2 separate regions of the Homo sapiens genome follow, and region 1 is linked to region 2. A link is a loop called in an ENCODE intact Hi-C map of the cell type or tissue named here. Cell type or tissue: Caco-2. All regions are shown on one strand. Each heading gives the region's core, and the rest is flanking DNA. Links, peaks and the distances in the headings are about the cores only.

Evidence for each region. A loop is a pair of places that touch in the nucleus more often than their neighbours do. Peaks named below come from ENCODE experiments on the same cell type or tissue, not always from the same donor. Only the 100,000 strongest peaks of a DNase experiment are listed, where the experiment ranks them.
Region 1: it touches region 2 in a loop (4-fold over the local background); 24 of 110 quality-filtered maps call a loop at or near these places.

The regions. Positions count from the first base shown.
Region 1 is chr10:88,379,266-88,396,792 of GRCh38, reverse strand. All of the region lies in intron 4 of RNLS (renalase, FAD dependent amine oxidase), which reads left to right. LOC101929727 (a long non-coding RNA gene) reads right to left here. Exons shown (of 3, transcript XR_001747537.3): 3 at 16,672-17,527. Among named protein-coding and RNA genes, the nearest start is that of RNLS, 200 kb to the left of the region's middle. In Caco-2, for the core only: CTCF peaks have their summits at 6,906 and 7,106 (motif pointing right); a DNase peak (open chromatin) is centred at 11,062; H3K4me3 peaks cover 176 bases.
Region 2 is chr10:88,548,565-88,563,148 of GRCh38, reverse strand. The region is part of intron 4 of RNLS (renalase, FAD dependent amine oxidase); the gene reads left to right. Among named protein-coding and RNA genes, the nearest start is that of RNLS, 27 kb to the left of the region's middle. In Caco-2, for the core only: a CTCF peak has its summit at 9,776; a DNase peak (open chromatin) is centred at 9,778.

The sequences.
Region 1 (17,527 bases), core at 4,035-12,034, 160 kb after region 2:
TCTTTTCCCAACCTTTTACCTTCAACCTAGGATCTAAAGTGCACCTCTTATAGAGAGCATAGAGTTGGATCAGGTTTTTTTTTTTTTAATCCATTATGCCAAACTAAGCCTTAAATCAGCGTTTAATTAATTTACATTTAATGTAATTCCTGATAAGATAGGATTTATGTCTGCCATTTTGCTATTTGTTTTCTATATGTCTTAAGTCATTTTTTATTCCCCTATTTCTCCATTACTGCCTTCTTTGGTATTAAGTAGAATTCTTCTAGTGTATCATTTTAATTTTCTTGTCATTTATTATATTATTAATACTAATATATTTTTTAAAGTTATTTTATTAGTAGTCAACCTGGGGCTTGCAGTTAATATCTTAATTTACAACAATCTAGTTTGGATTAATATGAACTTAATTTCAATAGTATACCAAACCTCTGCTCCTATATAGCTCCAGTCTCTCCCTGTTTTGTTGTGCTTCCTTGGTCATACAAATTACATCTTTGTACATTGTATACACATTAACACAGATTTATAATTATTACTTTCTAAAGTTGTCTTTCAAATCCGATAAAGAGCTACAAACAGAAAGAAATTTGTGCTTTCTTTTATATTTACTTTTTAGGTATCTTTACCAGTTTTCTTTATTTCTTCATATGGATTCAAATTATAGTCTATTGACCTTTCATTTTAGCCTGAAGGACTTCCTTGAGTAGTTTTTGAAGAGCAGATTTGCTGCCAATGAGTTACCACAGTTTTTTTGCTTATTTGAAAGTGTCTTGATTTCTCCTTCATTTCTGAAGGATAGTTTTGCTGAATGTAGAATTCTTGGTAGATGTTTTTTTCTCTCAGCTTTTTGCATGTCATGCCACTGCATTCTGACCACCATAGTTTCTGATGAGAAATCAGCTGCTAATCCTATTGAGAATCCCTGGAACATAATGAGTCACTTCTTTCTTGCTGCTTCAAGATTCTCTTTGTCTTTGTATTTCAGTGGTTTGACTATGATGCATATAGGTATGAATCTCTCTGATTTTATTCTACATAGAGTGTGTTGAGTTTGTTGGATGTAGATTCATGATTTTTTATCAAACTGGAAAGTTTTAGCCATTATTTATATATATATTCTTTCCACTCCTTTCTCTCCTCTCCTGTGACTCCCACTGTGCATATATTTGATGGTGTTCCCCAAATGTCTGAGGCTTTGTTCATTTTTCCTCATTCTTTTTTCCTTCTGCTCCTCAGACTTGATAGCATCAGTTGACTCATCTTCAAGTTTGCTGATTCTTTATTCTGCCTGCTCAAATCTTCTATCGAGCCCCTCTAGTAAAATTTTTTCTTCTGTTATTTTACTTCTCAATTCCAGAATTTCTGTTTTGCTCTATTTTATATTTCTATCTATTTATTGATCTCTATTTGATGCAAAATCATTCTCATGCTTGTCTTTAGTTCCTCGGACATAGTTTTCTTTAATTCTTTGAATGCAACTAAAATGGCTTATTTAAATCTTTGTCTAGTAAGTACAATGTCTGGGCTTCCTCAGAGAGGTTTTTTTTTTTTTTCATCTTTTAAAGTTCTTGATACTTTTTTTTTAATTTTATTATTATTATACTTTAAGTTTTAGGGTACATGTGCGCAACATGCAGGTTTGTTACATATGTATACATGTGCCATGTTGGTGTGCTGCATCCATTAACTCGTCATTTAGCATTAGGTATATCTCCTAATGCTATCCCTCTCCCGTCCCCCCACCCCACAACAGTCCCCGGTGTGTGATGTTCCCCTTCCTGTGTACATGTGTTCTCATTGTTCAATTCCCACCTATGAGTGAGAACATGCGGTGTTTGGTTTTTTGTCCTTGCAATAGTTTGCTGAGAATGATTGTTTCCAGTTTCATCCATGTCCCTACAAAGGACATGAACTCATAATTTTTATGGCTGCATAGTATTCCATGGTGTTTATGTGCCACATTTTCTTAATCCAGTCTATCATTGTTGGACATTTAGGTTGGTTCCAAGTATCTGCTATTGTGAATAGTGCCGCTATAAACATACGTGTGCATGTGTCTTTATAGCAGCATGATTTATAATCCTTTGGGTATATACCCAGTAATGGGATGGCTGGGTCAAATGGTATTTCTAGTTCTAGATCCCTGAGGAATCGCCACACTGACTTCCACAATGGTTGAACTAGTTTACAGTCCCACCAACAGTGTAAAAGTGTTCCTATTTCTCCACATTCTCTCCAGCACCTGTTGTTTCCTGACTTTTTAATGAACGCCATTCTAACTGGCGTGAGATGGTATCTCATTGTGGTTTTGATTTGCATTTTTCTGATGGCCAGTGATGATGAGCATTTTTTCATGTGTTTTTTGGCTGCATTAATGTCTTCTTTTGAGAAGTGCCTGTTCATATCCTTTGCCCACTTTTTGATGGGGTTGTTTGTTTTTTTCTTGTAAATTCGTTTGAGTTCATTGTAGATTCTGGATATTAGCCCTTTGTGAGATGAGTAGGTGGCAAAAATTTTCTCCCATGCTATAGGTTGCCTGTTCACTCTGATGGTAGTTTCTTTTGTTGTGCAGAAGTTCTTTAGTTTAATTAGATCCTATTTGTCAATTTTGGTTTTTGTTGCCATTGCTTTTGGTGTTTTAGACATGAAAGTCCTTGCCCATGCCTATGTCCTTAATGGTATTGCCTATGTTTTCTTCTAGGGTTTTTATGGTTTTAGGTCTAACATTTAAGTCTTTAATCCATTTGAATTAATTTTTGTATAAGGTGTAAGGAAGGGATCCAGTTTCAGCTTTCTACATATGGCTAGCCAGTTTTCCCAGCACCATTTATTAAATAGGGAATCCTTTCCCCATTGCTTGTTTTTGTCAGGTTTGTCAAAGATCAGATAGTTGTAGATATACGGCATTATTTCTCAGGGCTCTGTTCTGTTCCATTGGTGTATATCTCTGTTTTGGTACCAGTATGATGCTGTTTTGGTTACTGTAGCCTTGTAGTATAGTTTGAAGTCAGGTAGCGTGATGCCTCCAGCTTTGTCCTTTTGGCTTAAGATTGACTTGGCAATGCAGGCTCTTTTTTGGTTCCATATGAACTTTAAAGTAGTTTTTTCCAATTCTGTGAAGAAAGTCATTGGTAGCTTGATGGGGATGGCATTGAATCTATAAATTACCTTGGGCAGTATGGCCATTTTCACGATATTGATTCTGCCTACCCATGAGCATGGAATGTTCTTCCATTTGTTTGTATCCTCTTTTACTTCATTGAGCAGTGGTTTGTAGTTCTCCTTGAAGAGGTCCTTCACATCCCTTGTAAGTTGGATTCCTAGGTATTTTATTGTCTTTGAAGCAATTGTGAATGGGAGTTCACTCATGATTTGGCTCTCTGTTTGTCTGTTATTGGTGTATAAGAATGCTTGTGATTTTTGTACATTGATTTTGTATCCTGAGACTTTGCTGAAGTTGCTTATCAGCTTGAGGAGATTTTGGGCTGAGACGATGGGGTTTTCTAGATATACAATCATGTCATCTGCAAACAGGGACAATTTGACTTCCTCTTTTCCTAATTGAATACCCTTTATTTCTTTCTCCTGCCTGATTGCCCTGGCCAGAACTTCCAACACTATGTTGAATAGGAGTGGTAAGAGAGGGCATCCCTGTCTTGTGCCAGTTTTCAAAGGGACTGCTTCCAGTTTTTGCCCATTCAGTATGATATTGGCTGTGGGTTTGTCATAAATAGCTCTTATTATTTTGAGATACGTTCCATCAATACCTAATTTATTGAGAGTTTTTAGCATGAAGGGTTGTTGAATTTTGTTTTGTCAGAGGCCTTTTCTGCATCTATTGAGATAATCATGTGGTTTTTGTCTTTGGTTCTGTTTATATGCTGGATTACATTTATTGATTTGCATATGTTGAACCAGCCTTGCATCCCAGGGATGAAGCCCACTTGATCATGGTGGATAAGCTTTTTGATGTGCCTGAGAGACAGTTTATATTGACTGCTTTTGTACTGCATGTGTGCCATACTTTTAGTTTCTTTGAATGTCTCCTAATTTTTTGTTGAAACTACATTTTAAAAAATGTTGCAACTCTTGAAATCAGAATCTCCTACCTCCCCAGGGTTTGTGAAAGTTGCTGTTTGTAGTTGGTGCTTGTTTTGTTTGAGCTAATTATTTAATATGTGATTTCTTTGTCATAGGTGGCCATTGGAGTCTCTGATAGCTGACTTAGTGTTCAGCTAATGATTGGACAAAGATTTTCTTAAATTCCTGGAGCTCACAAGTCCTCCAATCTTTGCCTAAGGGCTCTGTGTGCATTTGGAGCACACCTTGAACACTCCAGCAGGCAGTATGAAACTCTGCCTTCACTTTCACTTCCTGCCTCCATAGAGCCACAAGGTTAGGCAGAGTTGAGAATTTAGATCTTTCTCAGGTCTTAGCTGAGCATGCAGATAGCACTGAGTATGCTCACATCCCTACACATGAACTTGTACTTCTAGTTTCCCAGCATTATGTCTGTGCTTTTCAAATCATCCTGTGGACGTATCTTTCCACAGCTTCTCCTTTTAAGCTTTTGGTAAGCTGATTATTTGCTTCAACTCTTATGTACTGCCTCAGGCAACAGTGATGTGAAACAATTGCCACTCAGTCTTTTCTACAAATAATTGAAAATCATTTCTGTTAAGAAAAATATTCACATTGGGTGAACTCTAAGTCAAGTCACATAGAGACAATATTATGAGTGGAATATTTCAGGGAACCATCAGACAGGTCAAATAATGATAGTTCTCTGGAAATGGAGTTTGGAGAGAGCGCTAACCCTGTTCTATCCCCTCCGGGGGCTGCCAGACTGCCAGTGTTTATCATGATTGCAAGTTGTTGGTTTCCCAGGTTATTGCAGAGCTGGGGGCAGGGGAGGGAGAATGAGAAAAGAGCAGAGTAAAAGACAAAAAAGCTTAGTTTTTACTGACATTCAGCCATTTTTTTAAATAAAAGCTTACCTGATTTCTGCTAGTCTTTGATTAATTTCCAGAGTTCTGAAAAAGTTTACACTGACAATTTTTGCCAGTATTTTTATTGCTTGTATGGAGGAGAGGGTTTTCAGAGTCCCTTATTTTGCCATTTTCATTATCACCCCATGTCCTCTTTTAATAACAAATATTTTTAATAACATCTCTAACTATTCTAAAATGAAATTCATGGATAACATAACCTACCAAGACATTTTTTTGTTTTTTAGACGGAGTCTCGCTCTGTCGCCAGGCTGGAGTGCAGTGGCGCGACCTTGGCTTACTGCAACCTCCACCTCCTGGGTTCAAGCAATTCTCCTGCCTCAGCCTCCCAAGTAGCTGGGACTACAGGTGCCTACCACCATGCCCGGCTAATTTTTGTATTTTTAGTAGAGATGGGGTTTCACCATGTTGGCCAGGATGGTCTCGGCCTCTTGACCTTGTGATCCACCGGCCTCGGAACTCCCAAAGTGCTGGGATTACAGGCATGAGCCACTATTCCTGGCCAGTACACATTATTTTAAAATTACTAATATGATTGCCTAATTGTAATTTAAAGAAGAAGAAAGGAATATCATAATAATAATTGAAAATGCTTGGGGACAACTACACTGGAAGACATAATCAGACACACCTGTTTGTATAATCACTTTGAATTGGGATGTTACAAATTATTGCAGTTATATTTTCAGAGGATTCAAATGTCATATGTGCCATGGATATTGATATTATAATTTTCAAAAATGATTAACAATTCTCAGTAAGGTTCAAATGAAACAAAGTATAGTCTTCAGTTAGTTTACATTGGATTTGCATTTATGGGAAATTAGGTGTCTATTAAAACCATGAAAAGAAATATTTAATTTTTTATGTAAGATTGAATTTGGTCCTAGGCTTAAATCATTACATACAGATTTTTTAAAAATCTACATGAATAGTTGGTGGGACAGTAAAATCTAACATGATATGGAACTTCCCCTTACCTCCCTGACTACTACCCACTGAATGTCAGTTAACAGTCCCATAATAATTTATACTTTGAGACACCCTTCCCAAGAAAAATGGCCCTCATAAACTTCCAAAATATCCCCTAGAAGGCAGTACCATTCCTCTGAGAGCCACTGCTTTAGAAGAGCCAGCTGTTAGTTGTTTTTTGGCTTTGGGTTTTTTAAAATCTGAGGTGCACCAAGTTTCAAAGAAAGGTCCCCAATAAGAAAACCAACAAGCTGACTAAATGCATGTGTGCTATGGTCCCTGCTCACTACTCCTCTGCCCCACATTCCACCTTTCAGGAAGTTTGAGTACTGAAATAATACTAAATAATTTGCAGACACTTTGGGGGATTGGATGCTCAAACACTTTTTTCCCCTCTTTTATCTTATTTGGAATGAGAGTTTTATTTAGTGCATTCAGACGAACGAATATTAAAAACTTCCTTAGGTCCTCAAAGAAGGGCCTTGACATCTTTCCTTAGTGAGCTGGTCCAATGTTCTAAATCCTCTGAGCAGGATCCCTGTGGTGTGTGACCCAGATAGCGTCCCAGAGACTTTCACTTTATTTCCTTGTGAAGACACGTGAAAGCTGCTTTATCAAGGAGTCACTAAGTCTGGTCACAACACAGTTTCAAGGAACCAACACTGGGACACTTACCATTTTGATGATTTTATCAGCTTTGATGGTGAGCCTAATTACAAAAGTCCTATCAAATGAATATCCACTGGTTCTTGATAGACCACAACCAAATTGTATTTCCCCCTTGTGTTCCTAGCTATTTATGAATATTGTTGCAAATGCTGTAATTGCCATCACCTTCTTCTGACTTTCTCAATATAATACCTAATTAGTCAGTGTCAGTGTTGCCAGATGATATGAAATGCTGTGGCTTCTGGCCCTCATTTTCTAATGGATTTGGAATTGTATGTATTTATGTCATTGCTCTTCCTTTATAGCAACTACATGCCCTATCCCTGAATCTGTAAATATTCTGAGGCAGGTATATCTTGTAGTCCCCCAATAGCAAGAGTACCCTGCTTATAGTTTTTGGACATTTGTATTTAATGTTGCTCCTTTTATTTCTGTATGCATTCTCACTAGATAGGGCTTTAGCTTTAAAAACTGTGCGAATTTCATTCCACCAGAGGGCACCATGGTAAACTTCACTTTCAAAAGGATCCTTAACAACTCAGTTAAGAAATCCCTAAAAGGATCCTTAACAACTCAGTTAAGAAATCCCTAAAACCGAAATATTGAAACAAATGAATGTAATTAAAGCAGCAATACCTTTGACCAAGATATTTATTCCATCGTGACTTTTAAATCTCTATAGAATGATTCATTTTGCTAAGGGTATGTTAATCACTCTCAAGCACAACTTTGACAAATCAAAAATAGATAGCAGGCTTTATTATGGCCAATGTGTGAGCTCCACAGACTGTCAAAAAAAGAAAACAACAATAACAAAAAAAAACCCAGCACAGTTCTGTTAGGAGACATACCTCTCCTTTTCTGGCTCCAAAAGAGAATGAATGCTTTTTGAATCCTAGGAGGTAAACCAATATCGTAATTTCCTACATGCTACAAAATAGCCATCTTTAGTAAAGCTCCAATTTCAGGGTGGATTTTAATTGTTTACTACTAATAAACCTTGGGAGTTAATTTATACCATCCCTCAAGTCCCAACACAAACAGATTCCCTTTTCCAGAACTCATGGTGGCAAGATTCCATAGAACTCCCCAGATGATGGCAGCTACTATCAGAGCTCTCAACTCTGACAGGAATTAACAAATAACAGGTTACAAACAGGAAACACAGTGTCTCATATCCATGGCTCCACTGATGCATGGTACTATGTAACATGTAGGGTATGTTAATTCCCTGATATTTATTCACTTATTCATTCGACACATAGTTATTGAGTATCTCCTGTGTACCACGTTGTAAGCTCTGGGGATACAGTGATGAGGGCAATTGACCTGATCCTTGTCTTAATGGAGTTTGATTACTAGTAGGGGGAAGTCATATAAAAAGACGATGATAAACAAGGAATCAAATAAAAACATAAGTAATTTCAGTTTGAGAGGTCACAGAAAGTTAATAAAAAGGTTCTATGAGAATGAAGGGAACTCTCACACAGCTTGTGAGAGTAGGACTGTCTGTGTAGATAGCATGAGATAGGAGAAAGAGCTAGCCATGTGATAACATGGAGACAGGGACCAGCAAAATATTTAAGTCTCTTCAGCTGGAAAGACTGTGCTGTGTTCTGATAACAAAAAGGAGGCCTCCATAGCTAGAACAGTGAGTCCTAGGCAGAGTGAGGCAAATTAAACTGGGGCCAGATCCTGGGAAGGATTTTGAATTATTCTCAGGCATGTTTTAAGCAGGATGGCATAGTCCAGAGAATGGATTTCAAGGGAAGGAGGCAAGAGCTGGGGAAGACAGGGTGCCAGAAAGTATTGAAACCAAATAGCAAGTTATTGCAGTGGCTCAGAAGGAGAAAACAATGGTGATTATGGAGATGAACAGAGTAGCCTTATTCAAGGTGTGTTTTAGAAGTAGAATCTACAGGACTTGCTGATAAATTAAACATGGAAAGAAAATTAAGACAAAGATGACTTACAGGTTCTTAGCTTGAGCAACTGGGTGAATGGTTATGTTGTCGACTAAGCCTGAGGAAGGAACAGCTTTCAAGGATAGATGGAAGGAATAATTAGGTATCCAACTTCTACGTGTTAAATGAAAGGCGACTGTGATACACCCCAGGGAAATATATTCAGGACTGCCCTCTGAGCCCTCTAGACATAGGTTTCATTTGTACCACAACCATCTCCCCTTCCAAATACCCACAGAGATGTTTCCTATATCTATGTTTTCAAGGTGTGTGGTCGTGAAGAACAGGGAGCCCTTCACTCCTGTCTGCATTGCCCGCTAAACTACAGGCTGACGTGCCTTCTGATTTTCTTTTCTGCTGTCAGAGCATTTGCTTCCCTCTGTCCTACAGGACAACTCTAAATCATTATCTCCACAACACCTGCTCCATATCAAAAGTGTTAGATTTTTAGCCAGAAGACATGCACTATTTTTCTTACTAGCTGGGTGACCTGGGGCATGCCATTTAACTTCTGGGAGCCCTGCAGGTCTTTGTAAAGACAATATCAATGATTACATGTAAAAGCACTTTGTAAACTGTAAGCAGTTACGTAAATAGGCTTGTTATTCTCATTTTTGTCTCAGTCTCCACCACTGTAACAAATAATCTTCCTTTTTTTTTTTTTTTTTTTTTTGCTCTGTTCTCCTCGCTTTTCTTCTTGCGTGCTTCTTCTGTCTCTTGTCCTTTCTGCCACATAAATTTGCTTTCCTGAAAAAGGCTGGTTATTTGGAGACATCATCACCAGCCAATCAGAGCTCTCTATTCCTTCTGGCTGGAAAGCCAATCAGATGTAAGCTCCAGGTCTCTTTTCAGTGTTGCTAGGGCTTCAGGTCTACTTCTAAAAGCTGACTTGCTTGCTTTCCGCTAGTTCATTCTCTGTCTCTCTCTGCTCCCCACTTCTCCCACCCCCACTCTATTCCTCTCACTCCTCCCCTCTTCTGGGTTTGGAGCAGTTCCAAATACTTAAGGCTTCCGGAAGTTTGGGTTATGGATAAGCAAGGTTTGACTGTATATTTTTTCCCTTGAGAAATAGAGGACAGCTATTCCATGTTCAATATTGAAGCAAATGTTTTAGCAGCTTAATGTCCCTTGGCTACATAAAATTTAGTTCTGTTTATGTGTTTTGGGTGTACAGATCACTTTTTATTCAGATGGACTAGAGCATAAACTGGCATTGAGTTTTCTGGCAATGAAACGTCATAGCACTGGAACCTCACTGGGCTTTACAAAAATGCATTCAAAATATTTTAAAGTACTTCCACTTTATAACTGATGACAGAAGATGATAAATACATTGTGGTTATTTTGCTCCTGTTTTTTGAACTTTCAGTGCTGGGATTATTGGAGACAACTACCCTGAGATAGCAGTGATTTGGGAACTAATACCTAATGGCTAAGTGGGTGTCCTCAGCCCTCACATCCTGCTTATCTATGGAAACTAAGTAACATGGGAATGATAGCTAGAAATCCACCCTTTTCAGAGGACCCAAGAGTCCATCTTTAAATGCTGTATGGCTGGGTATGCTGTGAGGATTCTCTTAACACAGAACAGCTCTGCCTTCCAAAACCCTAAAGACGTTTGATAAGGAAAAATAGCTAACAAGTTATGCCTTTCTCATAACCTTTGAAACCTACTTAAAAACTGAAACAGTACAAGAATTTGCAGTTTAAAATGACCAGAGAAGTGGCAGAAAGCCAGAATTCTGTCAGAGACGGCTTAGAAAAGCTTAATGATTAACAAATGGGTCACTGCCTTCAGGCTCTGACCTTTAGAACTAACCAATTTTAGCCTTTTGGTTATGTTCCTTCAACTCGTTTTATATCAAGGAAAAAAAAATACTCTCTAATGGCACAGTACCACCCATCCAAAAAAAGGATTCTTAGCAGTCCAGTATTTGGTCAGTAGCTTTTCTGATAACATGGAGTTGGTCCTAAGCACAGTATTAACAACTGTTAAATTATATTTTTTGTTAGAGTTTAAGGAAGGCCCTAAGCACGACTGCATATCCTGCAGGTGAAATGTACGAAATTTCGGTTAACATGGTAACGGCTCTAAAAATACCTAGGCTACAGTTTAACCACAGAGTTTCCTCCTTAACGTAAAAAAGCCACCATCACGAGCTGTTAGAAAGTGCAACAAAAGCAATCTCTGTCGGACTTTGTGCAAGCAGGCTATTAAATCAGGCCTGGCAGTGACAATCTGCAGCCACTCTGCATCAAAGTAATAATTAAAGTTTTGCAAGCCCAAACAGCAATGCACAAACCACCTAAGAAATATGTTACATTGATAAGTCCTTTTTTTCTGCCTGTAACTTCTCTTCTCCCCTACCCCCAACCACCAGGTGGACTAAGCAGGGCGTGGCAGGGGCACCGTGACAAAGAGTCACCACACCATAACCACAGGGCCCCACCCGAAGGAAAACCTAGGGCAGGCTGCCACGGTTTTCCCAGCAACCTCTGCACCAGGATCCCATAGAGTATGCACAGGAGGCTAAATCACTCACCTGGGGTTTCCCATCTGGGCTCTTTGCTTGGCAGAGACAGAGAGGGTGGGGTCAACCTTTTCCTTGATGCTTTTGCAGTTAGCAAGTTGGAAACACATTTGACTCTTTTGAATTCTGTGCCTTGGCTATTCAGGAGTCTGTCATGTCTGGGCTTACTAAATTCTACCATGTCTAGGCTGCCGGGTTTAATAAATAGAAATACCTGACATCCAGTTAAATTGGAATTTTGAATAAACAGTGAAGAATTTAGTGAGTGTAAGTATATCCCATGCAATGCTTGGGATACTTACACTACATACTTATATACTTATACTACAAATAATTTCATAGTTTACCTGAAATTCAAATTTGACTGGATGTACTTTCAGAGTCTTTTTATCCACCAACACCCAATTAACAAATTGGTTTTTATTTGTTTGGGCTTTTTAACTTCATTTTGCTTTTATTTAGTTTTGCTTTGCCTTGCAAGCCTTGGGTCAGTGTAGAAAGGCTAATCCAAGGAAATGAGCTAGCATTTGCTGAGCTCATTCTTAAATCAGGCTTCATCTTAGGTACTTTTGATGCATGGTCTTTTAAAATCCTCACATCATCCTCTATAATAGCCTACTTAAAATCCACATTTTATAGAGGAGGGTACCTCAGCTCAGAAAGGTTAAGTGATTTGACCAAGGTCACACAGCTAACAAGGAGGCAAAGCTAGGTGTAAGCCTAAGTGAGTATGACCCCAACTGGCTTTCTCAACTACTTAGTACATCTGCAATAGTCACATTTAAATGTAATAGTTAATTTTTGCCTGTTTATCAGACATTAGGTTCTTTTCCTTAACAAACGTCAACTCAATAGCATAGATTTCATAAGCGAAAAGCTCAAATTGACAGCTGAATTGGGAACTGTTCTCCATCAACTCCTGGTACATAATAAACTATTTTATTAATCTCTTTACTAAAAATGAACTTCCAGGCCATTTCTGACTACTCCACACTAGAGCTATAGTTGTTCTAAGTGCTTTCTATATAGTAATTAATCTAATATTGAAATCAACCCTATGATATAGTCAGTACTATAATTTTCAATTTATAGTGTAGAGAAATTGAAGTTCACAGCCTTTCCCAAGGTCATACACTGGTAAGGGAATTAAGCATGATTTAATCTCATCTTCCTGGCTGCAAAGCCTAGGTTGTGTGGCTTTGAGGAATTACTTAGCCTCTCTGAGCCTAAGTTTTTTCATGTGTAAAATGGGAATTATAACTACAGTACTATCTATATCATTGTTAACCATCTAAATAATGGTTAATTCATTTACCAGTGTTTGACCTTGAGAAAGTCTCTGAACTTAAACAGCTTTGCACATAGTAAGCACTCAACAAACATGAACTTATACAATTATTTTGAGAATTATCTTTAGTAGACACCTTTGACAATAAAGGACATAAGAGAATAGTCTATGTCAGGGATTGGCAACATTTTTCTGTTAAGACCCAAAAAGTAAATATGTTAGACTTTTTAGGCCAAGAGTCAAAATCAAGGATATTATGTGGGCAATTACATGACAAGATAGAAAACAAATTTCTATAAATCTTTATTGACAAAAATGGAAAATTTGATAATAATAGTTAAGTATAATTTTCTATAATATAGGTCTACTGATGAGAAAAATTGAATTCTTTTATTGTGGGAGAGTGATAACATTTCACTTAATTGGGGTTCAAAGTTAGTGCTTCCTATCATCAGAATCAATTGCCCATGCCCATCTGTTAATGCTGATTCATAATGAGGTTTTACATATTTTGTCTTTGAAAATATCTTTTCACACAAATAGATACTGTCAAATACTAATATCTGTTGATGAACATATGATTTTAATTTAGCACAATCATTACTTAAAAAGCACTTAAAGAATTCTATTAGATTCTTCTCTTGGTATTTGCCTTTTAGCATGTCATTATATTAATTACTTCCAATTGAAGGGTAGGTGGAAGCTCCTCAATTGCACAGTTAAATGGATTTTGAAATAAGGAAATTTCATTTGCACTTGCATCAAAGTCCAAAAAAATCCACTGCTGGAATTGTAGTTTGAACTCAAAAGATATATCTGCTGCACGTTTGTGTGGAAATGGAGGTCTTGCTTCTTGTTTTAACTTTTGACAGCACAGGAAATGTAGAAAGCAGTTTGACATTACATGTGATTCAAACAACATTAGTTGTCACTGAAATGACTTTACCACAGTATAAATTTCACTTGTAAGTGCTGTTTTGCCTAACAATTTTAGGTTGAATTTTTAAAGAAACATTAACAGTCTGTAGGAAAGCTCATTTCCAAAACTATTCAGTATTCAATTATAGGTGATAGTGGTGCATCTCATTCATAAAAATTTCAATCTTGGCCCTGAGCTCAAACAAATCATAATGAAATGTTACTACTACTTAGCAATTGTTTCTGCCATGTGATAGAGAAGTAGAATATTCAGATTCTATTCTAACAAAACTTTACAGGACTAATGATGGTTAAGTCCGCAAAAGTAAATGAATATCACCATTGACACTACTGTTTCAATTACACATGATAGATTTAAAGATGTTCCACAAAGCACCGCTGATGAATAATATGAGTCACTATAGGTTTAAGATGCCTTACATTTTGAAAAGCTATATGAATTTGTACAATTAAACCCTTTTTCTGCTTTAAAATAAATATTTTACCACCGTCTATTGGAACACATCTTAGAAGATTCCCCTTCAGGTTGTGCAGAATTTGTGTTCTCTCAGTTTTTTTGGAAATGTTGTCACCTATAGTTTTACAATGCAGGCTATTCATTAGGCTAATTCTTTAATCACTGTAGACTCAGAATTGACTCCTCAAATAAATAATAACTGAGTGGTATCAGCTATATCTGTCAACTCATCAAGATGCAAGGAAAACCACTCAAAATTACTTGCCTTGTCTTTTAATCAACAATTGCCATTGCTTCCAGTATTCTCAACTATTCAAGCAACTGTTCTCACCAAAAAGCTAATAGTCTTAAACAGGTTTGTTCTATCTGGATAATTTATTCAACTGCTATAATCAAACACAATTTAATTTATTCATCCTCAGTAAATAGCTTTCCTTGCTTGGGAAACAAATGAGCTACTCAGAAAATTATTTTTGATGCAGTGTTATTTGCACTTTTTATTTTTGTGAAAAAATTCTACTGTGATGATATATTCAATTTAATTTTTTATTTCTATGACTATTGGTTACTGGTGAGTTGAGAATAATGTGATGAGTGTTTAACCTAGAAATGCCTGTATATATTGTATTTTTTTAGCATAGCCAAAGTGTCATGCACAATAGACACAATGCTTTGCCATCTAATTTGATAACAGTCATCTACACTCCACTGTACCTGTCATTTGAAGTCCACTTTTCTCTTCTTTTACTGTTTTGAGATGATAGGTATGAAATGGCAGTTTAAAAAATAAGATGTCACAGTACAACGTGGCATGTAAAACACAATCAAATGATAACTATGTCAGTATGATTTGTAGTGTACCCAGCAGCACTGCAAAGCAATAAAAGCAACATATACAGTCAATATGTCACAACTACTCTACTCTGCCATCGTAGTGGGAAAGTGATCATAGATAATAGATATATATATGAAAGAAAGAGCATGGCTGGTTCCAATAAAACTTTATTTATGGATACTGAAATTTGAACTTCATATAATTTGTATGTACCAAAAAATTGTTATTTTTGTATTTTTCAATCACTTAAAAATTTAAAGACCATTATATCAGCTGGGGGGATATAAAAAAACCAGACAGGGGTCAGATTTGGCCCATGGATGGTAGTTTACCAACCCCTGTTCTAGGTAACTAAGTATAAAGTAGATTTCAGAAAACATTGATAAATATTTTTCTAAAATTTAGAAACTTTTAAGTGATATATAATTTGTACTTTAAAACTGTCTCTGTTTGATATATCATCTTAATATTTGTTTAATCACAGAAACCTAGTGTAATCTATAATTCAAAGGGACGGTCATCTACAATTAGAGGGAAAATTCAAGGAGAATCAACTGAAAGCCTATTATCACTAATAAAAGAATTTTTTAAAAGCTGAATATAAAAAACAAAAAATACTTTTAATATGTATATATATATAAATACACATACAAATATATACATAATTCAGTAGTTTTACTATACTTCAGCAATGGCCAATTTGAAAATATTGTATTTTTAAAAAACTATCCACAAGAATAACGAAAACAACAGACTACCTAGGAATAAGCCTAAAATAATTGTACGTGAGTAGATGAAGAAAACTTCTAAAACTTTGCTAAAGGATCTACAAAATGACCTGGATATATGGGGAAATATACCATGTTAATATACAAGAAGACATAATAAATATGTCAGTTTGCTACACATTAATTTATTAAGTCAAAGCAAGGCTGTGACTTAAGTGCCAAGCAAGGCACTTGGCGAGTTTATTCTGAAATTTATCTGAAAGACGAAATTCTTAAAATCTGCAAAGATATTTCTGGGGGAAGAAAAATTAGACTATACTATGCGTTCTACTGGATATCAGAACATATCAAAAAGCTATATAAATTAAAATAAAATGGCACTTTTGTAGTAATGATCAAACAGTTTAATGGTTCAGAATAGACAGTCTAGAAATAGACATATATTTATTTAAGAATTTAGTTCATAAAGGAGGCATTTCAAATCAATGGAAAAAGAATGGATGATTTAAATAAATGGTACAGAGACAACTGACTATCCATCTAAAAAGAGTTAGATTTTCACTGTCCCATACCATGTAAAATAATAAATTCAAGATAGAGTCAGAGACTGATCTTATGATGAATAAGAAAAGGTATAAAAGTGCTAGAAGAAAGTATAGGATATTTTTATATTCTTCAAATGGGAAAGCCTTTTTCTAAAAAAGACACAAAACCGGCCGGGCACAGTGGCTCACGCCTGTAATCCCAGCACTTCGGGAGGCCGAGGCTGGCGGATCACGAGGTCAGGAGATCGAGACCATCCTGGCTAACACAGTGAAACCCCGTCTCTACTAAAAAATACAAAAAAAAAAAAAATTAGCTGGGCATGGTGGCGGGCGCCTGTGGTCCCAGCTATTTGGGAGGCTGAGGCAGGAAAACAGCATGAACCCGGGAGGCAGAGCTTGCAGTGAGCGGAGATCACGCCACTGCACTCCAGCCTGGGTGACAGAGAGAGACTCCGTCGTCTCAAAAAAAAAAAAAAAAAAAAAAAAAAAGATACAAAACCCCAAGACTAAAAAATGAAAACAATGAACGGATACATAAAACTCAAATTTCTCTATTACCTAGCAAGCAACTGGTTGAATACATTTGCAATATAGGTAACAAAAGTAGGATTAATATGCAGAAAATATGAGCAAGACAAATAACCCAAGAGTCAAACAGGCAAAATTTGTGAATAGACAGTACACAGAAGAAATGCAAATGATCAATAAGCATGAAAAGATAATCAACCTCCTTCGTTGTTGCAATTTTTTATTGCAATGTGACAAGCCACTCCAAACTTTAGTGACATAAAACAATCATTATATTATGCCAAGAACTCTGTGGGTCAGAATTTTGGACAGGTTACAATGCAGACGTTTGTCTCTGTGCCTTGGTGTCTGGGGTCTCGGCTGGAAAGACTCAAAAGCTGGGAGGTGACTGGACAGCGGGGGGCTGATACCTTCAGGAGCCATCTTCACTCACAAGTCTGTTGGTTGATGCTGTTGTAAGCTGGAGCTGTCTGCCAGAAACCTATGAAGCCTCTGTAAATGTCCTGAGATTCTTCACAACATGATGGCTGGGTTCCAAGATTGAGTCAGAACCAGCCATAAGTTGTATCATCTTTTATGACTTAGCTCAAAAGTCACTGAGTGTCAGTTCTGCCTTAACCACAGACCCTCTTAGTTTCAAGGGAAGGGGATATAGACCCTACCTCTTGATAGAAAAGTTGTCAAAGTCATATTTAAGAAGAGAATCAGGGATGGGAGATATTGTTGCAACCATTTTTGGAAAATCTATCTGGCAAATTAGTTATCAGGAAAAGGCATATTAAATACCTAGAAACCACTTACTTACCACGTATCAGACTGATAATTCTTCCCAGGTTCATTCATTCATTGGGAAAAAGAGCCAGAGGAGTGACAGAAAAGAAAGAAAAAAAAAATCATTTGAAATTTTAGCACTATTTTTCCCTATTAAATAAAAAACACCTTGGTCTGGGGGGAATTTTTTTTGTTCAAAATATTATTAAACTGGCCATTTTACTAGAATGTGAAAAAAGTATTTATTTTGTACACTCTGCTTAAATAGCAATCCATTTTCACATTTAA
Region 2 (14,584 bases), core at 5,470-13,469:
GCATTAGTTTAGGAAGAATTGGCATCTTTATAATAGATCATCTTCTCATCTAAGAAAATGAAACATTTCTCCACTTATTTAGGTATTTTTAATGTCCTCAGTAAAATTTTATAGCTTTTATCATAAGATCTTACACATTACTTATTAGGCATGTTAAGAAATATTTTATAATATTTATGGAGATTGTGAATAAGATCACTTTTGTTGATTTATGGTTACTTGGTTTTAGATGTTTCCAGAGAACAATATACCTACCTGAGTTTTTAAATCCAGCATGAAAAATCTCTTTCTTTCAATAGGAGAGTTTAACCCTTTTATATTTATTGAGATAACTGCTGTGTTGTTATCTTTTCCGTTGGTATCTACTATTTATTTTTTTCTTTTGATAGATGAGTTCAACCCTTTTACATTTATTGGGGTAAGTACTATGTTGTTTTTATCCTTTTCATTGGTGCCTACTATTTACTTTTTTCTATTTTTAAATTTTTGCTGGTTTTATCAAGTATCTCTTTATTCCTTCCCACACAGTCTATTCATAGAATGCCCAACAAATTGTCATTTCATTCATGGTTCTCTTCTTATTCCTTACAAACCTATTTATTCCTGGCCCTGCCCTCCTTTCCATTCCCCAGAGCTAACTGATGTTAACAGTTCAGTGAGTGCCCTTCCACACTTTGTTCCAACCATATAAAGCTTTGGATGACTGTGCGTGCCTTCTAAAATTATTGTTTTGCACTTTGCTTATTTACTCAACATTATTTTAGATAAACATCTGATTTATTTTTATTTAACAGCTGCATAAAGTTTTTTAGTTTGGGAGTACTGGAATTTAGTCTTTCATCTCTTGTTTATCTATGGACTTTCATGTGGTTTCCAGTTTTTTTCTCTATTAAATGCTATGCCTTGAAAAACATCCTTGTTTACATATTCTTATAAACTGATGCTCTTAATGCTATATTGGGTGATAAGATCCCCAAAGTGAAATTTCTGGCTCAAAAAACCTGTATGTTATAATAAGTATTGCCATATTACCTTCCAAAAAGTTTGTCATGATTCTCACTCTTACGTTTGACAATGCCTGTTTGCCTATATACTCATCAGGACCGGATATTTTAAATTTTTATCAATCTTAACATTTCTGCCAAAGTGATAAGTAAAAACAGGTTGATTGCTCTTGCATTAATTTGCATTTCCCTTGACCAAAAGTAAAATTGAGCCTCTTTTCATAAGCTTATTGGTCATTTAGAGTTTTTCTTCTGTGAAATGTCCCAGTCATGTCCTATGCTTACTTTTCTAGTGGATTATTTGTTTTTTATGAGCATTTCACACATGAAGGATATCAATATTTGTAATATAGTACTACATATATTTCCTAGACTAGCATTTATTTATCTTTTGCTTTTGTTTATTATTTCATTTGCCATAATAATTTCTTAAGATTTTTATTTAGTCAAGTGTGTCTTTTTCTTTAATAGATACTTGACTTCCTGATTGCTAAGGATTATCTCCCTCACTCTAAAGTCATATAAGTATTCTGAATTATATTCCTAATATTTTTAATTTTTATCCTTTACATTAAAATCTTTATATGGAATATATGTTTATATAAAATATGAGAAAGGTATCTAGCTTTGTTTTTTGTCTTTCCAGAGTGAAATCCATTATATCAGCACCATTTATTTAATAAGAGATTATTTTTTTGCCCACTAAATTGAAATTCCTCATTTGCCGTATGTTAAATTCCATATATACTTGAGTCTGTCTCTGGATATCTGTTCTGTTCCATTTATTTACTTGTGTTGCAATATCGTCATTGTTTTCATTATAATCAATTTGTGGTTTTAAGTCATTTTTAAGGAGTCTGAACTATTTGACCTGTAAACATGAGACAGCTTTATTTTTTCCCAGAACTGCCCTCAACGTCTCTATGTTGAACTCCATGTCTATCTAGAGAGGATTCCTTAATGACATCTTGGTCCTTTGCTATAACTTTCTGGTCACTTTTGGCCATTAGAACAGTCTCACTTTGGTTTTGAAGACTCGCTGTATTTATGTTTAAACTTCGGTCTCAGTTTGGAGCTCATTCTCTCTACCCTAAACTCCAGCTAGACCTGTCTGTGGCACCTGTGGTGCTAGAGAGTTGTAGCAGAGTGGATTATGGGTCTGTGTGTGTATGTGTGTGTGTGTGTGTGTGTGTGTGTGTGTGTTATCTCTGAACATCTACAAACTATAAGCTTACAGAACCATTGATTGCCTCTAAGACTGACTTCTTGGTGGTAGGGAGGGGCAATTGGCTGCTCTTGCCTGTTCCTCCATGATGGTCTATATGTAGACCATATGTGTGGTGTGTTTCTTTGGCCAGTGGGTAGTGTTTAGCCTCCTATGAACCTTTCTGTTGCTGTTAACAGTCCCCTCCTTATAGGCAGCCCTACCAGCAGAGCTTTGCCCTAGTCCCCATGGGTTCAACAGTTCAGCAAGTACATAGCCAGGGAACCAGGTCTCTGTTACTCCTCCTGGGAGCTCCCTCCCAGAGTTTGCTTCTGAATCATTCTCCAGTAGGCTCCTAAGGAGGAGCTACTACTCTCTGCTTACGGGGTTTGGAAGATAAAGCTCTCCAGAAACATTGCACTCTCTGTAGGGCCAAGCTTTCACATCTGTTTGAATATTTTTCCTATATTGCCTGGGCTGTGGGGCTCAGGGTAGTGGGGCTCAGGGTAGTGGGACCAGTTTTGACTGATCGTTTCCCAGATCTTTTGAGAGCTGTTGGCTAACACCTTTTCCTGGTGGCTTCTTTAAATGTAAGATCATTACTGGGTTTTTTTTTTGTCCCCAGCTTTACAGAAAGCAAGAGTAATTGGGAGAAATACTGTTGCAATAAGTTTTAATGCCTGGAAGGCAAGAATTTCCTTGCCATATCTTTACTAATATATCTTAATTTTATAATAACCATCAAGCAGATTTGTTTATTGACCTCCCTCTGCCCTACTTTAGGCCCTTTTTCATCCTTCAACCTCAGCTCAAAACCACTTCCTCAAGAAAGTCTTCCTAATAGAAGAATTATAATGTAACCAACACAAAGAAAAGATAAATATTTGAAGTGATAGGTATTCCAGTTATCCTGATTTGATCATCACATATTTATACATGTATCAAAATATCACATGTACTCTAAAAATATGTAAAACTATGATATATTAATAAAAAATACAAGAAAAAAAAAGTCTTTCTGACCCCCAAGACCAGGCCATTTTTCCCATTACATGTGCTCGTAGTTTTCGGTGACTTGTATTTTTAACACTTATCACAACTTTAATTAATTAACAGTTTAATCCATTGTGCAATGTGTGTCTTTTCTGGTAGAATATAGAGTCCACTCAAACAGGTACTTGCTTGGACTTACCTGTTCCTGTTTTCCCAGGATTCCTTTGTGAGTGCCTCGTATATGTAGGCTCTCAGTCTGCATTGAATGAATGAATGAATGAATGAGTGAAACAATCTGAAAACGTCTTGGAGGACATTCAGTGGGAAAGGGAGAGAGTGCTTTAGAGAGAAGAATGGTCTTATCATAAAGTTTGAAATAGAAATGTTCATTTTATATTTGGGAGGCTGAAAATGGACTGATTTGGTAGGAGCTAGGCTTTATGGTGGGGAATTTTAGAAGATAAAACCAGAGAGATGGATTTGGGGCAGATTATGGTGAGCCTTGGAGGGGAACATCTGTTGAACAAATGACAGGGGTCTTAGTTCATCAAAAATACTGAATCTATCTTTCAAAACCTGGCTGGATACATTGAGGTGGTAAATAACTTTATCTAATTAGATTGGAAGAAAGAAAACACTCTTAAGACTTTGAGAAATGTTGTTCTAAAGGCTGTTAACCTTAACATATGCTTAAACTGACACGTAAAACATGAATAAGTTATACTACAAAGATGCAAAATTTATTATGCACTGTAGAATATAATGATAAAATACTACCCATAATGAATACCTTCAACTTCCTTTCTATAACTTCTAGAATTTTCCATAATTCTTGATGGAAAAATGAGAACGAAATACTTTTACTAAAAGACGTTTCTAATTCTTGATTTTTTCCTTGACATTTTGCTGAAAAGAGTTTTATTAAAAGCACAAAGAACGAAAGTCCTGTTTTCATCAAATAGTATGCTTCATTGCATTTTTCAGCAGACCATCTCCATAGGAGGGGGAAATATTCAGTTTCTAAACTTCTGACACGAGCTGGTCTGTTGGGCTGCCTGCAAACTTATAAACTGGGATCTTAATTTTAGAAAAAACAGTTATTAGCCTTACATTTTTAATGTATTAATTAAATATTGTCACCTTTGATATTTTATCATGTTCTTGTATTTTTATATTTATTATTTCCTAATTCTCTTGTCTTTTTAAATTTATTATTTGCTAAATGGCAGATTGGGAGTCTGTTCTACTTAATCTTTCTTTCTCTAAGTGCCTGAGAGGCTGCCCAACTGAATCTTCACCTCTCTGCCACCTTCCACAAATGGGGACATCAGTAGAAACAGCGGAGACTTCCATCATCTTGGAGTTTAGGGTGATCTGGCACTTCTGTTATTGCAGTTATTACTCACTTCTGCTCCTGGCAGGACAGAGGGAGTTTACCTACTTAAGTGTCCCTCTGGGGAACTAATTAGTTGTGTCAGAAAAAAAATAACAACATAAAGTTGAGGATAGCTGGAAGATGATGATAATTCCAATATCAACACAATTTTGTGAATACTTATGTTAAGCACTTTCCTAAATTATAATTTTTACCCTTCACAACCACTTCATGAGAAATATTATTATTCCCATTTTATAGAGGAGGAAAGTGAGAAATTATGTTAACTTGCTTAAGGCTCTCTAGCTGTTGAGTGGTAGAACCAATTATGGAATCCAAATCTTCTCCAGGCTTTAGTAATTGGAGCGGTATACCTTTTTGCCCCTCTCCTAGCAATTTATCCTTTACCAATGTGTGCAATCTCTCCATGCTTGATATAAACGCATCATGATGTAAATATTTTCATAGTTTTGTTCTCATACACATGCTGTCAGTAGATGTGTGATGTTTTAAACTAGGCCACCAGGTTGCTACCCTAACAGAAGGAAAGTTTCCCCCTTAATGCTGCCTTACTGACTGTGTGCTTCTTTTAGAACTTGGAGCCCTATTTTTCATTTAGAGTTCTTCGATAACAGAAAAGCTTTAAAAGGAAATGTCCATACTAGAGATGGGGATGAGATGAAAGAGCAGAGAGCTATAATTTATGGAATTGCGTCATTATCACCAACTGAGTCATCAACTGAATTGAATTAAACTTTTCCCCATCTGAGCTGGCAAAGGCATTTTCAAAAGAGAAGAAATTTGAGAAGTAAGATTTTAGCTTTCTGGCAGAAATCTCTGAAGATTCAAATATAATGTGCTAAATCCAAATAAGAAAGTATTACCACAATCAACTACTAATTTTAAAGTAGGGAATTCTAAATATTAGTGAAAAGAGAGGAAGGGAAGGATAAAAAAAAGAATGGGAGGAATACTGGCATTCTTCACTGGATAAGCTTTAGTCCAAATTTGTTTTTTTTCTTCACAAATGTATCTTATATAAGTAGTTTTGTATTATATTGCCTCAGATTTATGAGACTTGTTTATACACTGACTGGACATTTCTGACCGTCATTCTTCTGAAGTCCTGTTTCCAAAGTCTGACATTTTTTCATTCTGACTTGAATGTTTATGTCTAGAAAATAATGAGAGAAAATCTAAAATGTATTTGAGTAGCCAGCACAGAACACTTTTGTAGTATTTACTAGTCTAGAAGTCTCTGTTGGTTTGAGTAAGATATTTAAATGTTGATCTCTCCTAAAATTTGCTACATGAAATAGCCAAAGGAAATCATCATATCTGAAGCAGAATTTGCTTTCTATTTCTGTGACTTTTTAGATACTTTTTGCATCTTATAATTTTACTTGCCAAATGCATATGAAAATATGAGATTTTACTCCAAGAAGAGAAATTAAAATTCAGTTTTATTTTTAAATGGCACTTGTCATCTTTTATTAAGATGTCAAATTCATTTTTTTTTCATTTTACAGATATTGAACATCTACTATGTGCTAGACACTGTTCTAGACACCCTGGGTACAGCAGTGAACCAAACATTAAAAGCTCCAAGGAACTTCTATTCTAGTGGAAGGAGGCATAATATTGTATAGTATTTGATCCAGGGGGTGGAGGAAAAATAAGTGAATATCTATGTGAAATGATGGTACATGCTGAGGGAAGAGAAAACAAGATAGGAGAAATAGAAAATGACAAGGAATACTCTTGTATATAGTGTGAGCAGGTCTGTGACAAGGTGATTTTTAAACAGTAGACACCTGAAGGTAGTGAAAGTGTAAACCAAGAGAATCTCTGGAGGGATATCCAAATAGAAGTTCCTTGGAACAAGTAGGAAGGCCCCAAGCAGTGAGAAGTTTTATAAGGCAGCCAGTGTGGCTGTCATGCAGTGTATATGAAAGGGACAGTGGCAGAAGATGAGAGCAGAGAGGAAGCAGGAGGCTCAATTAAATAGGGCTTTGTGAACTGTGATAGAGACATTGGATTTTACTCTCCATCAGATGGGAAGCCATTTCAGGAAAGACCTTATGTGACTTAGATTTAGGGATTATGAATTTACCTTGCTGTTGTTTTGGAAGTTAGACTGTAAGAGGGCTGAGATGACCAGATGAACTGATGTTGTCAATGCAGAGACCAGAAATGATGGTGGCATGGACTACAGCAATACTGGTGGTACATTGAGCAGTAGGTGCAATCCAGATGTACAAGGATCCCTCATTTTTGCATCAATTCTAAAGGGTTCAGGTTGCTACAGACACTTGATTTCAAAAGTATGGCTGCCAGGATTTGCTGATGTATAGATATGGACTGTGACAGTGGTTTCCAGAGTGAAATCACTGTTTTGGGATTGAATAATTGCAAAAACAGAGTTGTCTTCTACCAAAGGGAGAAAACTGAGGGAGAAGTAGGTTTGTGAGGCAGGTAGTGAACTGGGAATCAAGAAGAGAAATTTGGTCTTGGATTGGGTTTGAGTTGCTTAATAGAGATTCAAGTGGGAATACTTATGCAGTTGAATATAGAAGGTTTCAGGAGCAATGTCTGAGCTGGAGAGATATATTTGAAAATCATCAGTAGAGAAATAGTATTTAAAGCCATGGAACTGGATGAGGTCCAAGATTGAACCCAGAGAAACTGCAATGTTTGGAAACTAGAAGATTAAGAGGAACCCCAAGAAAGACTGAGAGGGAGATGCCAGTGAGTGAGGGGGAAAACCAAACATGTATGTTGTCCCATAGGCCAAGAAAGTGTTTGAAGAAGGAGGAAGTCATCAGCTGTACCAAATACTGACTATAGTTTCATCTAAGAGTTGCCCATTGGATTTCGCAATGTGGAGGGTGTGTCAGTCCATTTCACGTTGCTGTAAAGAAATACTTGAAGCTGGAAGAGATATATTTTGGCTAACAGTTCTGCGGGCTATACAAGCATGGCACCAGCAGCTGCTCAGCTTCTGGTGAGGCTTCAGGAAGCTTTTAGTCATGGTGAAGCGTGAAGGGGGAACTGGAGCATCACATGAGGAGAGAGGGAACAAGAGAGAGATGCCAGGTTCTTTTAAACAACCAGCTGTCATGTGAGCTCATTACATAGGGAAGGCACCAAGGCACTCATGAGAGATCCGCCCCCATGACCAAACACCTCCCACTAGGCCCACCTTCAACACCGAGGATCACATTTCAACATGACATTTGGAGGAGACAAACACTGAAATCATGTCAGAGGATAAAGGTGACATTGACAATAGCAGTTTGTATGGTATGCTGGGAATGAAAGCCAGATTGGAGAAGGCTCAAGAAACAAATGGGAAGGGAGGACACCGAGACAGTGTGTTTAGACCAGTGTTTCTCACTTTTTCATGATCACCTCCTTAAAGAGCTTTCTTAGACATTTTTTTCTAATCCTCCCCTCTCCATGAAATTCCAGTATCACAGGTATACTTTTGTTATGTATTGTATATATATATCTATGCCTTACATATACAAAGAGCAAGTAATTTTTGCCTGAAAGAATTAATTTTTGACCTTCTGGAGTGATATCACTCCTATTGAGAATGGCACGGAATAGACAATTTTTTAGATGAGCTTTTCTGTGAAGCAGGGCAAATAATTAGGCTGTTAGAAGATGAGGTTGGATCAAGTTTTTATTGTATTGTATTGTATTTTTAAGATAGGATACATTATAATATGTTTAGGTGCTGATGGAAACAATCTAGTAGAAAGGGGAAAATTGATTATGTAGGAGCAAGATTGAACAGTTACAGAAGTCATGGTCTTGAATAAGAGACAGAGGATGGGCCTCAGATGGGAACCAGACAGTTCTCCCAAAATAATACACAAAGGAGGGCAGAGCACATCAACACAGATAGATGATACTTTTGGAGGTGAGGGCCTGTGGAAGTCCTCTTCTGCTTGATTTGTTTTCCCAGAGAAACAAGAAGCAAGATCATCAGCTGAGATTGAAGAGGGGCTGAAGACGTTGAAGATTTGTAGAGAGAGGGGAAGTGTTCTGTGGTCATGTAGTGGGGGTGAATTGAGTAGAATATAGTAGGATAGCTAGGCAGCACTAAGACTCAATTCAAATTAGTGATCATAAGTTTAAACTGCAATCAGTCAATATTTTTCCCCTCCACGACTTGATCTTCTCTAAGCACATTACATACTTTAAATATTTGAGTGAATGAATAAATGAATCAAAAAGTTAGTTAATGCTATTTACGCTGCATACATGTAAGATTTTTTCCATTTACTATTTATATGTTTTCAATTGGAATGTTTTATACAACAAATGTTAAAATTAAGGACTTCAAATAAGAACATAGAATAACATGCCCAAGTTCAGCTTTTTTTTTTTGGATCAAACTAATTAAAATCAACAATGATTTCAACAATGATTCAGTGCCTTTTTTCTTTTGGTTGGTGATGTTGCTCATTGTGGGCGAAGTATGTAAAACTGACAACTAATTTTGAATCTTTCCATATATATTTTTATAAAAAAAGGAAACTAAAAGTAAATGGTAGTTTCTTTCAGGATGTGGTGTTCATTCTTTAGAAATTGTGAACTCTGCTTAAAACATTTATGTATCCATTTATTTTTTCAATAAATATTTTCTTAGGATCTCTTCTCTTACCAGTCACAGAAAAGACAAAACTGAATAAAGCATGATTTCTACCTTGAAGTATATTATAGGCATCTGGATGTTTTTCTAGTTTTTAGACGAGGTGGGTATATGTTTCTTTAGCGTACATAGAGGTAGACTTGAACTAATATATTTAAAGAACCAGGCTTCTATGTGGTACAATGTAGAATTAGCATTAATAAAGACGGAATGTTACGAAATTCATAAAAGAAAAAATTCAAACACATTAGTAAATTTAGTGCATTATATATAAAATCTTAATGGTAGGGTCTCTGCTCCTTTACTAGGAAGCAGTGTGCTCATGGAGACTGTGCTTTGTCATGACTACAATTGTGTACTATATAAAATCTTAATGAGAGATTACCATTAGATTCTTAAGATTGTTATACTTCTCTTTTTCAAGACCATTTGGTGGTTTTGAGAAGTTAAGAGCTTTATAAGCCTGACAGTACTTGTGATTCAACCTTCTATTGAGGCCAAGTGGGGACCTGGAACTCTCAGACTGCAGGACACACAGATGAACAGCATGTGGCAGTGTTTAAATGTTCTTCTGAAAGCCAATGCCACAGGCTTAAGACAATTTAGGGCAGTTCTCTGTGATGATTGCAAATGCATCCCAGGATTATATTTTTCTTTTATATTGCTATGTGTCATGCTTTGTTTGCCAAACAGAAAGAAAATGAATAGGCAGTTTTCTGGTGCAATTCTTAGTAAACAAATTGTCAAAATGAACTCCATCCATTGCTTAAGAAATACATAAACACAATTTAGTCACTGGATGTGTCTGTATGTAGGTTGTTCCTATGGAGAATTTTAGTTTGACCCATGTTTTTGTTTGTCTTTTTGAAAATTCTGATAGACTAAGGTTCTCTTTGTTTTCATAATAGTCCCTATTCCCCCTAAAATAGTAAGCTATCAAATTACCGAGGTTTTATTTGTATAAATGTAGTTGCACATATCTAACTTAATAAATTGTGAATTGATTTTTATCATGACTTTAAGTCATAGGTATTATTTGAATGAAAGAAAACTAAGCTGTTGGGTTATTTTTACAACGTTCATAGAGAATTTTCTTTCATGTAGATTTTTTCCATATAGCATATACAATAGAATACATTTTAAGCTATTCCCTATATATGTGTGTGTATATGTGTGTCTGTGTGTATAGTGTGTATGTATCCTCATCATAGTCCTTCACATTTTAAGATGATAGCACTCAGTGATTGAAATCTTTATATAATAATATAATTGAGGAAAAATCTGTGAACACAATTGTCATTATCAGACAATAGATTTATAAAATATTTTAATCAGTAACTGTTGTCCTTAAGCATGAATATCCTTACTACTCTTCTACCTTTTACATTTGCTGTTATCGCAAACACTTTGCTTAGAGCAAATGTGATTCCTTATTGCCCAAATGCTTATTGCATTCCAATTTATTATAATACACATACATCTGTTCAGCACTCACTGTGTTCCTGGAATTGTCCCAGAGTCTGGGCTTCCATCCTTTAATGAGACCTAGCCTAGTTCTTAAGGAGCTCACAGTGGGAAGACATGTCTGTTGCACTTATCTTCTAGTTGCTTCTGAGCTTCCCTGCTTTGTTTACAGGTTGGCTTTAGGGCAGCCTCTGCTCATTTCTTCTGCCTTTCTTACCAGTTCTGGCTCTGCTGCTTGTTAGCTGTGTGACCTTGGGGACAGTTACTTGATCTCTCTGAGTCTCTGATTCCTCTTCTGTGTAATGAAGTGATAAGTCCTACCTCATGAGGGCATTTGGGAAGATTAATAAATAAGATAATGTGTTAAAGCATCTAGTAAATTGCTGGCATATGCTAAGTGGTCAATGAAAGAAACTGCTGCTGCCATTTGACTTGTGTTCGTTATGTGCCTGGCACTCAATTGCTAAGAAACAAACTTTAGTTCGTTTTCATTCCCTTGCTGCTGCACTTTCTTCAAACACATCGTCAGATGGGAATTTAGAACTAGAGTAAATAACAATAGCTCCAACTTATGAGTACCCATTATGTGCTAGATATTTTACTGGTTGGTAACAATTCTTAAAACAACCCAGCGTTGTTATTATCCCCACCATATAGAGCAAGATGGGAGAGATAAAAGTGACCTTCTAACCCTGCAAAACTACCCACCAGAAGAGCCAAAATACTGACTACAAAGCTTGTGTTCTTCTTCTTTTTTTTTTTGCAACCAGTCATTTTCTCCAGTCTCTTCCAATTCTAAAATATTTTAAAGATTTTTTGAAAAATTCATGTGTATTATGATCACAAGCACTAGATGTTTTCATTTGAGCACAAACTCCAAAGTAGGAGCAGTAGAAGTTTTCACTTGAGCACCAATTCAAATCCATATGCCCAATGATGTCATTAACAAGTTAAAAATACAGAAATACGCATTTTCATAAATAAGTGTGACTATTAGTCCATGGACAGGCCGAAGTTCCCTAAATAGTTCTCAGATCTTGCCATCCACATTAGTTGATTTTTCTGTATCAGCTGAAAGCAGAATTCTTTTTAAAGGGGGAAGCAGTGGTTTCTTTCTTTAGACTTTTGAAAATATTAAAAAATTTTAGATAAAATTGACCATTTTGATTTTTAATAAGAGGTTTGTTTTGATATTTTAACTTTAGACATATGAGGCAAATTTTGAAAACCTATGCTGGCTTCAGTAAAGTAGTTTTTTGGCTTTTCTTCTATATCTTGGCCTGGGTGGCCTGGGGACATCAGGCACGAAGAAGAGACGGCGCAGTTAAGGAGGTGGACAGCTGATCCATGTGGTTCACTTGATGAGCCATGCCTTCTGGGTTTAATATAGCAAGAGTTCCTGATTTGAGAAAGGGGAATTTGCGGGTGTGTATTTTCTTTGGAAAAACTGAACAAACTATAAAATTGAATCAGAATAATTATAGTTCTATATAGAATCCTAAATATCAGCCTCTAAATGGTTACCTCGGGCAAATGCCAATCTATCTGGACTTCATCTTTCTCCTCTGTAAAATGAGACCATTGAACCCTAGATCTCTAAGATCCCTTCTCAATCTAAATCCAATCTAAAATGATTCTCTGAAGAGGCAGGCATATGTGTGTGTGTAATTGCTGTTTGAAGTGTGAATTAGTTAAACACAAATTCATAGGATGTAGATATCAGAAAATGTGTTTATAAAATGTTAATGTGGGTGAGTGAGAGAGAAATATTTTATTGTTGTTTATAAACACCTTAGTTAACACATTTACACCTTTGCTGAATACATTAGATTTTGGGGGAGGAAACAAAAAGGCTTATATTCAAACCAGGATCCAATTGGATTTTAAAAAATGGTTAGTTTATTTGTCTTTTTCAACCACTGAATTTGAGTTTCTTGAGTCTTTCTCTATCTCTACCACTTTGTACTTCCCCAAGTAAATATTTCTTAAATGAATGAATTATTAATTGAATGACAAAATCCCCGTTGTACTTGATTAAATATTGCAGACAAATAGGAGAAAATTAGATTCCCTCAATTTGTACTCTTCTGTGGCCTCAACTATTCCATCACCTAATATCTACATAAGTTACATTGAAGGAAAAAAAATCAGTTACCAAAGGAAAACAAATTCCTTTTATCCTGTCCCTTCACTGACCTTTCATTAAGAAAAGTAAACTATAATATCTTTAATGTCTAGCAGAATGATTCTTTGAAGTTTTATAAACATAAATAATCTTTATTTCTGGTAAGCAGTTTTATTTACACAATAAAACTACTGAATGAAATATAGTAGAAATTTGGATAGGACTTTTCTCCTGGTTTGTTTTAAAAAGGCATACATAAAGTAACAAGAAAACATAGCAACAACCCCCCAAAACTTTAGAGATTGTATGTGTATGTGTGAGTGTGGGTGTTGTCTTGGAAGAGGAATGGGATTTTAGTTATTTGTACATTCTGTGAAGCAAATCATGAGTTTAGTATTAAGTGGAGCAATACATTTCAACATTAGTTGTTTTAAATCTAATAATATTTTATACATGGAGAAGTTTTAAAAAACAGATTTCAATTTGTGAATATATAACAAATTAAACAACTTCTTTTTCTGGGCCTCAACCTCCTTAACTATAACTCAGAGGACTAGGATAAATGATGTTGCAGATTTCTTTTAGCACCAAGCATTTGCTGATAGTGTAAATTAACTGATCAGTCGGCTGTAATACTGGCTTTATAGTTTTACTCTAGTGTGGCATTCTTCTACTTTAAATTCATCTCCCTGACACTGCTTTTTTACCGTGTTCTATTCATCTCATCTAGAAAAGAATTTATTTATTTATTTTTAGAAACAGGGTCTTACTGTGTCACCCAAGCTAGAGTGTAGTAGCACAATCATAGCTCACTGGGGCCCTGAACCCCTGGGCTTAATTGATCCTCCTGCTTCAGCCTCCCGAGTAGCTGGGACTATAGGTGCATACCACCACGCCTGACAACTTGTTTTTTTTTTTTTTAATTTTTTGTAGGGACAGGGTTTTGCTGTGTTGCCCAGGCAGGTCTCAAACTCTTGGCCTCAAGTGATCCCCCTTCCTTGGCCTCCCAAAGTGCTAGAATTGCAGGCATGAGCCACCATAAAATATTTTTTTTTTAGTTTTACTTTTTGTAGTTTACTTTATGAAAGAATTAAAAATAGGAAGCAAATTGGACATTTTAAAAATAATATTTTTACATGTATTGGCAAAATTTTTGTATTTTGAAATGTGGAACCAAGTTTTAGGAGATGAGACAGTATAGCACTACAACTATATGACAAAAGCTGTAGCTTGTTCCTGTGACCCAATAGTCCTTGAGGCATTCAAAGGGATTTTTCACATTGAATACCATCTGTTACTTTCTATCCATTCAGTCCTGCCAGTATCACTCCACCAAATGTGAAATAAGAGACATTACCTAAGCTGTTATGCTATAAATCCATGTGTATCAGCCCACTCTCCTTATTAATGCCTCTGTGTCAGCATATCTAAATTCATGTTGATACTGTTATAATGTGACAGTTTTGTATGTATGCTTTATTTTTATTTTTTGCAAGATACAGATTTATTCAGAATTATAGAATTATGGAAAACTATAATATACTCTATTATACATAGGGCTACATATATGTACACACAAATATATGGCCATATATATTTAATATATATGTATTAAATATAATATATATTATATATAAATGTATATATGTATTAAATATTATATATATATATATGTATATTTTGAGACAGAGTCTCGCTTCGTCACCCAGGCTGGAGTGCAGTGTTGTGATCTAGGTTCACTGCAACCTCCGCCTCT